Regions from separate parts of the Homo sapiens genome. Here region 1 is linked to region 2. Evidence: read pairs that join two places in POLR2A ChIA-PET (ENCODE). Cell type or tissue: PC-9. All regions are shown on one strand. Each heading gives the region's core, and the rest is flanking DNA. Links, peaks and the distances in the headings are about the cores only. Region 1 overlaps ZNF148 (zinc finger protein 148). Region 2 overlaps LOC105374080 (a long non-coding RNA gene).

Region 1 (6,765 bases), core at 2,734-5,233, 150 kb after region 2:
TGATGTTCCCCTTCCTCTGTCCAGGTGTTCTCATTGTTCAATTCCCACCTATGAGTGAGAACATGCAGTGTTTGGTTTTTTGTCCTTGTGATAGTTTGCTGAGAATGATGGTTTCCAGCTTCATCCATGTCCCTACAAAGGACATGAACTCATCCTTTTTTATGGCTGCATAGTATTCCATGGTGTATATGTGCCACATTTTCTTAATCCAGTCTATCGTTGTTGGACATTTGGGTTGGTTCCAAGTCTTTGCTATTGTGAATAGTGCAGCAGTAAACAACTCAGTAATTTGAAATTTAAAAAAAGTTTAACTCAATGATTATTGAGTTGAAAGTACTGAGTGCCATAGAAGAGGTACAGATAGAATTCTGTGGAAACTTAAAGATACCTTTCACCTGGGAGAAAAGGACAGAGTATCCCAAAGGAGATGGGTTGGGTCTCAAAGGGAATATAGTATTTGAACACCCAAAGGTGGACATTCCCAATCGAAGGAGCAGCGTGAATCAGGGCAAAAGTAGGAAAGCATGAGATGGTAGGTATTTCGGTTTGTCTGAAAGGGTTACCAAGAGAAAGAGTGAAATATAAAGATGTAAAAGTAAATCAGAATAGACATAGTGTTGTTAGTTGTCTTTTTAAAATGTGTGTATCTTGTTTTCCCAATTATGTTATAAACTTTGAAGACAAGTAGTATGTCTTATACTTTTAACCTCCTACAACAAGGGGTTTGGATATAGTAGTAGTATTTGGTAAAAATTTTGTTAAATGTATGAAAGGGAGAAACAGTAGTTTCCCCAACAAGCATTATTCAAGGTAACTTCTTGTCATACCCTTCTGTTTACTTAGACTGTGGTTTTATCAGTAAAAACTATTTTAGAGCTTCATAGTAGTGGTTCTTTACAGCTTAGAAATCATTGCGGGGGCCAGTGGCACAATGGATAACACACCTGACTATGAATCAGAAGATTCTAGGAGTCATTAGGGGATTTTCAAAAATGGGGGTTATGTGTTATGTGTCCAATTAACAATACTCAGTTTAATTCATTCCCTAAATGATATGGGAAGTGCTGGCTTGAGTTGAGGAAAAGAATAAATATAAACAAACTTAAGACTCTAAGTTCTTTTTGTATTTTATTAAATTAGATTTTAAAGGATATTTTCAGGATTCAGATTTTATTTAACCACAAATGTTTTAAAAAAGGAATTGAGTTAAAAAACTGTCTCCAGGAATTGTGTTGTATTGTGCATGGGTAACTTTTTGTTTTTTACTGTTATACAATATTTTATATGATTGAAAAAAAGATTAGAAACATCAGCTAGTCTGTTCATATTGCTATAAATTCCTGGCACTGCTGTTCTCCTTGGAAAGAGGGTATTACATACGCACATAACAAAAAGACAGGAAAATGGACTGTGCCTGTATTCATCCTTTTCTTTCCAATAGCATATGCTAATCCTTTTCATTTTTATAAAGCAAAATATATTTGACAAATGAAATTGGAAGTTACAACTTTCAAAAGCCATTTATTTTAGAGATTCTTATGGCAAAGCAATTCATTATTTTACAATATTTGTTTTGTTTTAAACTTTCTATATTATGTGCTAGGTGAAAAACCATTTCGCTGTGATGAATGTGGTATGAGATTCATACAAAAATATCATATGGAAAGGCATAAGAGAACTCATAGTGGAGAAAAACCTTACCAGTGTGAATACTGTTTACAGGTAAGAGAGATGGCTTGAAATTCTTCTACTGTAATTAAATTATACAATAATTATAAATTAGATTAGAAAATATTACAACTTAGAGCTATTTAAGGGGCCTTCTAACTCTTACAGATTAGATTTATAATAGAAAATTGGCTCAGTGAATTTGTTTGGAATTATGTATGTTATTGCATTAATATATCTTTATATTAATTGTTTTGTTTCACTTTTTCTTTTCTTGGTTGACCAAAACCACAAACAACCCACTACCATCCTCTGAATTCAACAGTATTTTTCCAGAACAGATCGTGTATTGAAACATAAACGTATGTGCCATGAAAATCATGACAAAAAACTAAATAGATGTGCCATCAAAGGTGGCCTTCTGACATCTGAGGAAGATTCTGGCTTTTCTACATCACCAAAAGACAACTCACTGCCAAAAAAGAAAAGGCAGAAAACGGAGAAAAAATCATCTGGAATGGACAAAGAGAGTGCTTTGGACAAATCTGACCTGAAAAAAGACAAAAATGATTACTTGCCTCTTTATTCTTCAAGTACTAAAGTAAAAGATGAGTATATGGTTGCAGAATATGCTGTTGAAATGCCACATTCGTCAGTTGGGGGCTCGCATTTAGAAGATGCGTCAGGAGAAATACACCCACCTAAGTTAGTTCTCAAAAAAATTAATAGTAAGAGAAGTCTGAAACAGCCACTGGAGCAAAATCAAACAATTTCACCTTTATCCACATATGAAGAGAGCAAAGTTTCAAAGTATGCTTTTGAACTTGTGGATAAACAGGCTTTACTGGACTCAGAAGGCAATGCTGACATTGATCAGGTTGATAATTTGCAGGAGGGGCCCAGTAAACCTGTGCATAGTAGTACTAATTATGATGATGCCATGCAGTTTTTGAAGAAGAAGCGGTATCTTCAAGCAGCAAGTAACAACAGCAGGGAATATGCGCTGAATGTGGGTACCATAGCTTCTCAGCCTTCTGTAACACAAGCAGCTGTGGCAAGTGTCATTGATGAAAGTACCACGGCATCCATATTAGAGTCACAGGCACTGAATGTGGAGATTAAGAGTAATCATGACAAAAATGTTATTCCAGATGAGGTACTGCAGACTCTGTTGGATCATTATTCCCACAAAGCTAATGGACAGCATGAGATATCCTTCAGTGTTGCAGATACTGAAGTGACTTCTAGCATATCAATAAATTCTTCAGAAGTACCAGAGGTCACCCCGTCAGAGAATGTTGGATCAAGCTCCCAAGCATCCTCATCAGATAAAGCCAACATGTTGCAGGAATACTCCAAGTTTCTGCAGCAGGCTTTGGACAGAACTAGCCAAAATGATGCCTATTTGAATAGCCCGAGCCTTAACTTTGTGACTGATAACCAGACCCTCCCAAATCAGCCAGCATTCTCTTCCATAGACAAGCAGGTCTATGCCACCATGCCCATCAATAGCTTTCGATCAGGAATGAATTCTCCACTAAGAACAACTCCAGATAAGTCCCACTTTGGACTAATAGTTGGTGATTCACAGCACTCATTTCCCTTTTCAGGTGATGAGACAAACCATGCTTCTGCCACATCAACACAGGACTTTCTGGATCAAGTGACTTCTCAGAAGAAAGCTGAGGCCCAGCCTGTCCACCAAGCTTACCAAATGAGCTCCTTTGAACAGCCCTTCCGTGCTCCCTATCATGGATCAAGAGCTGGAATAGCTACTCAATTTAGCACTGCCAATGGACAGGTGAACCTTCGGGGACCAGGGACAAGTGCTGAATTTTCAGAATTTCCCTTGGTGAATGTAAATGATAATAGAGCTGGGATGACATCTTCACCTGATGCCACAACTGGCCAGACTTTTGGCTAAAAAAAAAAAAAAAGTGTAAATAATACTGGCACTTTAGAACAGATTAATCAAGAGTGGGGTTACTCTGTGTAAATGGAGTGCTGTACAGATTTAAGAGCAATGCGTAATAACAAGTTAAGCTGATATGAATAGCAAGATAATCCAATAACTGCATTTCGTTTGGTTAGTCAGCATTCTTTGAACTGCCTTACATGTTGTCACCTTTATAGAAGCAATGCATTACTTGTTTTAGATCAGAAACTTGCTATTCCACCCACACCAAGTTAAAAAGGAAAAAAAAAAGACTTTCGCACAATTGTTTCCTAACTGATAACATTGTACATTCTTAGGAGATTAGTAATTGTGTGAAATTTACTCATACTGTTTCTAAGTTTTTCAGCATAGTCATTGCACTTCAGCAGGGAATCTGAGTATACTTTACAGACAGAGTGAACTTAAAAGTTTAATGTCAAGAGATTATGGCTTAAATAAATTAGTGTGTCCTATAGGGGGAAAAAAACCAAGAAACCACCTTTTAAAAAGAATGATATGCCATATACCCTTGATTTTCATTTTGCATTATATTGACGTGTTTTTTTGAAGGAAAAAAAGTAATAAAAATCTGATAGTCTAAGACTCCACTATTTAAAAGCCTAATTACTTTAAAAATATGCATACTTTCAGAACTTTTACCAAAACACACAACTGTTGAAGCAGTCACTTCTCTATGGAAGTATGCATATTGGTGTCAGTTTCTTTGTACAGTTGTACTTAGATATTTTTTATGATTTTTCATGTGCAGGTATCAAGGTTTTGAAGTTTTAGTAAAAGAAATTCTGTAGATTACATTCCCAAGAACATAATGCTTACACAAAATGTATATTCCACGTTTTAAAGCTTAATTGTATTTTACTTTACATATACACTTCAGTTAACATAGAGCACTTAGAATCTATTTGGTATTTTTGATTTCTCAAAGTAAAAAAAAAATTAGATTTTTAGGTTTGATATGGTTGTGTCATAATCATCTCGTAATTGACAATTTTAACTTTTGGCAATAAAAGGAAATTGGGATATCTTTGGAACTGTAAAACCTGGTTTAATCTTTTTCTTTCTAGACTCTTGATAGATTGGATAATTAAACAGTATCCAGAGAAACTAAAGAAATGGGCATTTTAATTGCATATTTTATCTTGAGTTACTTTTTAATGAACACTGCTCATTACAACTTTACAAACCAAAAGTGTTTACTAATTCCAGTAACTACCATTTCTTTTTCAGCTAGATGAGTGATCGGAAAATTTTTGTTGCATTTCAAAATCTAAATAAACTACAGACTTTATCCTTATACCATGAATGTTTTTTTTTAATACTCTGTCTTAAAATAATACAGCATGGTACAATAAATAGTGCTTTTATGTATATATACACACACACACTTTTCTGAAGAATGATGGTTTGAGTTATGCGTTGGGCAGTTTTGATTTTTGGAAGTTATATTAGTTATTGACTCTTTGTTACAACTTTTTCATTTTTACATTTTAAATTTTCTGCCATCGTTGTCACAATGCACATCCTGATATAGCACCAGTGAAAATCTAAAATTAATACCCTTGGAAAATGAAAATATTCTTAATTTCCATTTTGACTCTTATACTGGCCCTATAGCTCTGCAGTCTTTGTTTCAATATAGAATATGTTATCCATTTAAATTATTTTTTCTTTTATTTAATGTTATCCCAAGACTGTTCTCATAAAGAAAGGGAAGAAATAACTATCCACCCTTAACATCCTTCATTTATTTTGAATATATTGGTGTTTTTATGATAAGGAATATAAATTATATTTAATGTGGTTTCCTGTATACTTTGGTTATTAAGTTTTGCTTGAAATAGTAGTTTTCCCGTTTGACAGCTTTCTTTGCTGCCAAAGTTTTCAAGAATTTAAGACTTCTTTGAAGTAAATATTTAAGTTCTGCCATTATTGACTCTTAAGATTGTGTGTGTTGTGTTGTGCATTACATAATTACAAAAAGGCTTCATTCAGGTGATACGTTAAAAATGGAACTGTGCTCACCCTAAATAGGCATTGGTATTTTTCTCTTTTGGTGAGAGTAGGCATTTATTTCTTGAGTTGTTTTGGAGCCTGATCAAAAATTTTGTTCATGGAGAACTTGATGCAATTTTGATACAGTGGAGAGGTTTTTTTCGGTTGTTTTAACATCACCAGCATAGTTTTTAGAATGTGACTCTTGCTGAGCATTTAGGGTGAGCTTGGGAAGGAAGGCCTTTGAAAATGGTAGTTATGCAAGCAGACTTTCAGGTGTTGCATTCCTGTTTTCAACACATTTCTTTAAATCTACATAATGGCAGACTTTTCTACCAGGTTATAAGCAGTTTTTAGATAAGTGATACTCAGCCAGCATAACTTATTGACTTACCATTTACGTATAGTCATCACTCTCTTACTGTGAAATTCCAAATGCCTACCAGAGTTACCTTGTTCTATCATAATATGACAAACATCTCAACAGTTTTGGATTTCCCCACTTTGGTTCAGAAGGTTATTTAATTTCTATCTGGGCATTAATGGAGAAAATAAGTAGCCTTGTGTGCTGCTTCAGATTGAAACATGGAGGATATGAGATATTCTTCTGCAATTCATGTTTCTCATTTCTCAAAGTGAGCACATTGTTCTATAAAAACATGCTGGTACACCCTTAAACTTTTGATCAATCTGAGTGAGGTGTGCTTTTCCTCTTGGGACCTACTCACGTTTGAAGATTGGAAACATCACGTTAGGCGAGGCAGTATCTCTTGAACATCTTCTAAAGGGTTTTTTAAAACCTTATTCTCACATATTTCATTTGTCTTGAATATTTAAGTGGCTCTTAAACGTTTTGGGTCTACATGCAAATGTGGTACTTAACAAGGTAGGAATCCATCTTCTTAGCTCTGGCTGAGGGTGCCAGCCATCGGTCAGGTCATTTTTATCTCAAGAGGCAGAAGGCAGTTATGTCAAGAATTGTGCTCAGGGCAGGATTTCGTTTCCACAGAGGAGAGACACTTGCAGAGTGCCAGCTAGGTTAGATCTTTTGCCGCTTCTTTCATTTGATTAATTTGGGTTTTTAAAGGGCTGTTTAAAAAAAAAAAAAAAAGGCCGGGAAACTTTAAAAGTAGGCATTACTGTAGTAC
Region 2 (6,765 bases), core at 1,743-4,242:
TAAAGTGTTTTTCTGAGTTCTGTGCCCCATTTTAGAAAATTATTGCACATGAGGAGAGGGTCATGGGAAACCCCAACTTATAGTGGGTGGATCAGAAGTACAAGAGGCCTGGACTTGAGATTGGCATTTTAGGTGGGAGCAGTCTTGTGGGATTGAGCCCTTAACTTGTGGGATCTGACCCAAACTCCAGGTAGATTGTGTCAGAATTGAATTGTGGGACACCCAACTGGTGTCAGAGCATTTTCAGTGTGGAAAAAAACCCTGTACACCTGGTGTTAGCAGTGTTCTGTGTGACAGTGTAGAGAGACAGAGTTTGTTTTATCAGACAGTGAGATAATAAATGTGTTTTGCTTTCAGCCACTAAATTTTGGGGTAATTATTTTAAATTTATTTATTTTTGAGATAGAGTCTTTCTCTGTCACTCAGGCTGGAGTGCAGTGGCATGATCTTGGCTCACTGCAACCTCCGCCTCCCAGGTTCAAGCGATTCTCTTGCCTCAATCTCCTGAGTAGCTGGGATTACAGGTGCCCGCCACCATGCCTGGCTAATTTTTGTATTTTTAGTAGAGTTGGGGTTTCGCCATGTTGGTCCGGCTGGTCTCGAACTCCTGACTTCAAGTGATCCTCTCACCTCAGCCTCCCAAAGTGCTGGGATTACAGGCATGAGCCACCATGCCTGGCCTTAAAATGTATTTTTAACTGACACATAATAATTATATATAGTTATGAGGCTGGAATAAGTTTTATACAGGAATAGATAATAAATATACCTCCCTTCTTAAAACTACTCTCCCATGAATTTGCACAACTGCTTTTCATTCTAACTCCATCAATTGCTCTCTTTCCTTTGTGGGCTCTTCTACTATTGCTGTTTTTCAGCTCCTGCTGTTTCCCCAAGGTCTTCTCTTCATCTCTGTATACATTTTCTTGCTGGTCTCATCCATTCAAATGCCATCTATAAGCCAGTGATCCCTCAAGTTTATATCTGTGGCTCTTTGGAGGACCAGACCCATATATTCAACTGCCTAAAGAGAATTCCCACCTGGACATTGCTCTCACAAGACACGGACTCAGCATGTCAAAAAAGGAACTTGTCACTTCCCATCGGACTCTGTATCCTTCTGTGTTTCTTGCCTCAGTAAGCCACAATCACCCGGTTGCTCAAACCAGAAACCTGAGAGTTGTCTTTGTTTTTTCAACAAATATTGATGGAGCACCTACAATGTGCCAAACTGCTTTAGGCTCATGGATAGTGACATTCCTGTGGGAGACAGACAATGAGGATAATCGACTATAATAGTATGTTAGAGTGCTGCACACACACACACACACACACACCCATACACACGTCTCACAGTAAGTGCTGTGGGGAAAAACTGAGCAGGCAGAAGAATGTATGTCACAGTACATGAGTTGTAACATTAGGTGGTGAGAATAGACCTCTCCAAGAAGGAGACACTTGAAGAAAGAGAGGTCTATGCTATGTGAATATTTGGGAGAAGAGCATTTCAAGAGGGGACAGTGAGTGCAAATGCCTTGACCAGTGCCTTAACTGGGGGTTTGGGGAACAGCAAGGTGGCCAGTGTGGCTGGAACAGAGCGAGACAGAGGGAGATTTTTAGTGATGAGGTTAGTGAGGCACCCAAGCCCAGGTCATGGACAGCATTCCTGGCCATTGTAAGAAGCCTGGGCTTTACTCCGAGTACAATAGGAAGCTGTGGAGGGTTTGCAATGGAGAAATCACATGATCACTCTGGTTACTATCTTTAGAGTAGGTTGTAGAGAAACTATTCCTCTTATTTTTATCTCTTAGCCCCCAAATCCTACTTTTCTCACTAAACCCCATTTATTTTACCTCTTAAATATATCTTGAATCCATCTAGTTCTCTTAATTTCTATTTTAACTACCTAAGTCAAGCCAACAGCAGCCTTCATTGAATGATTCATTCAGTCAGTCATTCAACGAATACTTACTGAGCAGCTATTATGTTCTAAGCACTATTCCTATTCTCTATGCTTGGAACACAGCAATGAACAAAAATAAAAAAGAAAAGAAAAAAGAAGAGACCAGCCTATGTGGAGCCTACATTTCTCCCTCAGATTTATTGCTTTTTAAAGAACTTCACTTAAGTTGTCTTAGGAACTTATTTGGTTACTTGCTCATTGTATCCTCTCCTCACCAGAGTGTAAATGTTGTGAGATCAGGCACATTATCAATTTTGTTCACCAGCCATATTCTCAGTGCGTAGAATAGCACCTGTTACATAATATGTACTCAATAAACACTAATTGAATGAACAAAATACTGCAACAGACTCCTAATTGGTCTGTTTCCAGTGACTTTTAAACTTTCTTTGACTTTGACCCACAGTAAGAAAAATATTTTGTGCTGTAACCTAGTAACACTTACACACATGCATACATGCTTATAGATGCATATGTAAAATTAAAAGTATTGTTACATGTGATGCCATCTGATTGTATGTGAAGCCGTCTGATAATATTTATTGTATCCTATTATGTTTTACTGAAAAAAAACTCTGCCAGTTACAACTTAAAGAAAATTAAAAAAAAAATTTTTTTTGAGATGGGGTCTCACTGTGTTGCCCAGGCTGCTCTTGAACTCCTGGGCTCAAGTAATCTTCCCACCTCAGCTTTCCCAGTAGCTGGGATTGCAGGTTGCACAACTGCACCCAGCACAACTTTAAATTTGATTTCAGAATCCACTCATGTGACTTAACCAGAAGTTTGGCAAATACTGTCCTTATCTATTCTCCACAACCAGAGTGCTCTTTCTAACCTAGAAGTATTCTTATGTGACTTCCCTACATAAAAGCTTTCCATGGCAATCTGTCAGCCTCAGGCATTTTTGCCCAAACGTCAGTCATTCATGGTTGTTCATGTACCAACTATAATCTAGGTAGTATTCTGTCAGTTGAATTACTTTTGTCAGTCAACCTCATCCTAAGCAAAAATATAAGATAAGCAATGTGTTGCATGTATGAAATAGATCTATATCTATCTATCTATATATTTTCTATGCGTGTTCACCCCATTAACTACAAAAATTAAAAAAAATAGTATTCTGTGTACCATCTAAGATCTTCTTATCATCCAGCCACACTTTGGGAAAGACTGTTCTTGGGATAAAGGAAGGTCAGATACCTCAACTAAGTCCACAAGGCACTCTGGAGCTTGCTGGTGCTTTCCACTGCAGTATCATTTTTTTTTTCTTTTTTACCACTTCCTGCATGCATTCATTCGGAATGACTCGCAGGTGCCTGAACACACTGAGCTCCTTTTGGCACTAGGACTCTGCATATGCCATCTCCTTCCTCTGCTCAGGACTCCACCAGTACCACCCCCTTTCATGTCTCAGCTAAAATGTCATGTTGGGGAAGCTGTCCTGGCCCGGGGCTGCACAGGTCCTCTTCCAGTGTCCTCCTCCAGCGTCCGGTGCTCATCTCTATATTAGAATGTATCACCCTGCAGTGAAGCAGTTTATTCACCTGTTTTACTCCACCAACTGATGGTTGTAAGCTTCTGGCCTAGAAGAGTATTTTATTTACCACAGTATTTCTGGTATTTAGTATAGTCCCAGACATTCAATAACAATTTGTTTGATGAATAAAAGAACAGATGTACGGATTTCTCAATGGACTGAATATCCCTGACACTCAGCTCATTGCCTGACACATACTAGGTATTCAAAAACCACGATTGAGCAATTGAAAGAAGTGAGGGCTCATTCTCACCCTAGCTACATTATCTATTTACTTATTTATTTATTTTTTGAGATAGAGTCTTGCTCTGTCACCTAGGCTGGAGTGCAATGGTGATCATAGCTCACTGCAGCCTCAACTGCCCAGACTCAAGCAACCCTCCTACCTCAGCCCACCAAGTAGCTGGGACCACAGGCATGCATCACCACACCCGGCTAATTTCATTTTTAAAATTTTTCTTGACACAGGGTCTTACTCTGTATGCCCAGGCTGGAGTGCAATGGTGTGATCATAGCTCATTGCAGCCTTGACTTCCCAGGCCCAAGTGATCCTCCCACCTCAGCCTCCCAAATAGCTGGGACTACAGCCATGTGCCACCATGCCCAGCTAATTTTTTGATTTTTTGTAGAGATGGCGTCTCACTATGTTGCTCAGGCTGGCCTCAAACTCTTGGGCTCAAGCGATCCTCCCACCTCCCAAGGTGCTGTGATCACAGGCATGAGCCACTGCGCCCGGCCTCCTCCATTAGTTTACAGCTTCTCATGAACTTAGAACGTGTCTTAGTCTTCTTTGAACCTTAACACTGTGTTCTTACACAGCTACATACTTTTCTTCAGGAAGTGTAAAATGGTTGCCTTCGTGAAAAATCAAGTAGGAAAGAAAAGGTAAAACAGAGTTAACCCCAATGCTTAATTCTTGTGTCTTTGCCTGTTTTGACCTTTTCCCCATATCTTCCCCTGTGTCCCTCCAAACCACAGTTACTGCACAGCTGATAGGCTTTAGTGCAATCCTGTATCTGTTTTATCCCTTTTGTGGTGCCATTTGTAGCTCTTGGCATGTGGGTTTTAAATAAATATTTAAGCCGAATATTGGCAAGTTAGAAAGATAGTAATGGAGGGAAAATGGACGCTTTTTCTCTGTGTTGAATTACTACATATAACAGGGTAGTTTTGATATACTTTGATGAGCCCAGAATTCTCACATGCTTTTTAATTCAAATCATATTGAGAGTAAAAACAAGAAATAAAAAAATCATTTCTGCATTATATTGCACCATCTTGGCAATAAGCAAATTGTGAGATCTCTGAACACTCTGGGATGGTAAAAATTGTTATTATTTCTCTCTTATGAAAACCCACAACTTTAATACATGAATAGTTAACTTGTCTTCATTCTGGTTAAACTTTGGGAAAGAAGAGATAGGCACTTGATTCACTGGTGTTGGCCGGATAGAAAGTAGCAAGCATCCTTAAAATAGACCAATGTCATCAGCCTTATAAAATTGTTGAGGCAAAGATTATGCTCAGAAATAAAATATCTGAAAAATGGCAGTTTTTTTTTGCAGGTTAATTTTTTTTCCTAGTGCCATCTACCTATTGCATACCCTTTTTATTCCCCATGGAAAACATTCTGAAAGGTATTTTCCCACCTAAATCACCTCTCTCAACATGTTCTTTTTTTTTTTTTTTTGTCCTTGTATAGTTTCTCTTCTTTTCCTCACCCCAATCCACTTGTAGAAACTGATGTCTTTTCTCTATTGAATTTTATTTTTAGGAAATTTGGTTCAGTGTTACCTTTAGGTTATTTTAAATAGTAATAATAGCAACTACAATATCAACACCACATAGAACATTTAACTATGTGTCAGTTATTGTTCTAACTGCTTTACATTGCCAGGTGTGGTGGTTCATGCCTGTAATCCCAGTATTTAGGGAGGCCGAGCTGGGAGGCTCGCTTTGAGGCCAGGACTTTGAGATCAGCCTGGGCAATACTGCCAGATCCTATTGCTACAAAAATACAAAAATCAGCCAGGCATGGTGGTGCACACTTGTAGTCCCAGGTACTCAGGAGGCTGAGGTGGGAGGATCACTTGAGCCTGGGAGTTTGAGGCTGCAGTGAACTATGATTGTACCACTGCCTTCCAGCCTGGGCAACAGAGACCTTGTCTCTAAAATAAATAAATAAATAAACAAACACTAAACTACTCTATGTTAATATTTAATAGCCATAATATCCCTAAAAAGAAGGTACTATTCTTAGCTCCATTTGCTAGATGGGGCACTTGACAGCACAGAGAGGTTAAGTAACTTAAGATTGCAAAGCCAGTAAGTGGTAGAGTCAGGATTCAAACCCTGGCTTCAGCTGCAGAATCTGTGGACTTAATCACCAGACTAACCTCTAGGCACTAGTAGATATTATCCTCATATTATTTATTTTTTCCTTACCCACAAATATCATCCTGGCCCAAGACCTCATTTTCATTCATTCTTATGTATCTTGGCCTTTCAGTGGTGTCTTCCCTTGTGCCCCTCTAAACCATAGTTATCTCACAACTGATGAACTTTAGTGCAACCTAGTACCTTCTTTAGATGTTTCTAAGAGGTGCAGGGTTTTTTGTCTCAAACTCAAGAAATTACCTCCACTCTATATCCTCAGCAGGAGACAGTAGACTATTCATTAGTTTTAGAATATATCAGCTATCTGGGATGCCCTTTGCCCTCCAGCGGAGGGCTAGGTAAGAGAGAATAAACAAAAAAGCTAAGAAATTTCTGGCAAATAACCTTTCACCTAGGTCCCCAACCCTTCCATTTCCCCAGGCCTGAAGCATATCTGAAGCAGGAATTCAGGGGGTCCCAGGATGTCCCAGGAAAAGAACTCCTTTAGGAACAGGAAAAGCCATATTTTTCTGGGTACAGTAGGAGTGACGCAGTAGAGGCAGGTTCTTGTGGATTAATCTGTAGCAAAGCTATGAATTTAGAGTTTTGCAAAGAAAAGGACAAGTTTATCCTTAAGGTAGAACCAGCTTTGACGAATGGCTAGTGCTGCAGGGAGCCATAAGGATAGAGAAGACAGAACTTCCATCTAGTCTTGAGTCTGAGAATACTAGAAAAAAGGAAGGAAAGAGATTACTAGAGGAGGGTCTGAAGACCTGGTGAAGCAGGAAAGAGATGGAAGTACATTCTTCTCCTGGAAGGAGTGCAAAGACCAAGCCTCAGAACTAATTCCAGAGCCAGAAGAGAGGAAAGAGGCCTTGGGAGTCCCTGA

What was found. Peaks named below come from ENCODE experiments on the same cell type or tissue, not always from the same donor. Only the 100,000 strongest peaks of a DNase experiment are listed, where the experiment ranks them.
Region 1: POLR2A ChIA-PET joins it to region 2 with 18 read pairs; 3 of 35 experiments call an interaction of 5 or more read pairs at or near these places.

The regions. Positions count from the first base shown.
Region 1 is chr3:125,229,168-125,235,932 of GRCh38, reverse strand. ZNF148 (zinc finger protein 148) reads left to right here. Exons shown (of 9, transcript NM_021964.3): 8 at 1,604-1,722; 9 at 1,994-6,765. The coding sequence ends at 3,592. Among named protein-coding and RNA genes, the nearest start is that of SLC12A8, 20 kb to the right of the region's middle. RefSeq lists an enhancer at 2,769-3,968 and a silencer at 3,902-4,102. In PC-9, for the core only: no CTCF peak of the experiment used is centred there; a DNase peak (open chromatin) is centred at 3,852; H3K27ac peaks cover 2,451 bases.
Region 2 is chr3:125,378,438-125,385,202 of GRCh38, reverse strand. It overlaps LOC105374080 (a long non-coding RNA gene), which reads right to left. Exons shown (of 3, transcript XR_924427.3): 2 at 1,042-1,260. Among named protein-coding and RNA genes, the nearest start is that of ZNF148, 6.5 kb to the right of the region's middle. In PC-9, for the core only: no CTCF peak of the experiment used is centred there; a DNase peak (open chromatin) is centred at 3,262.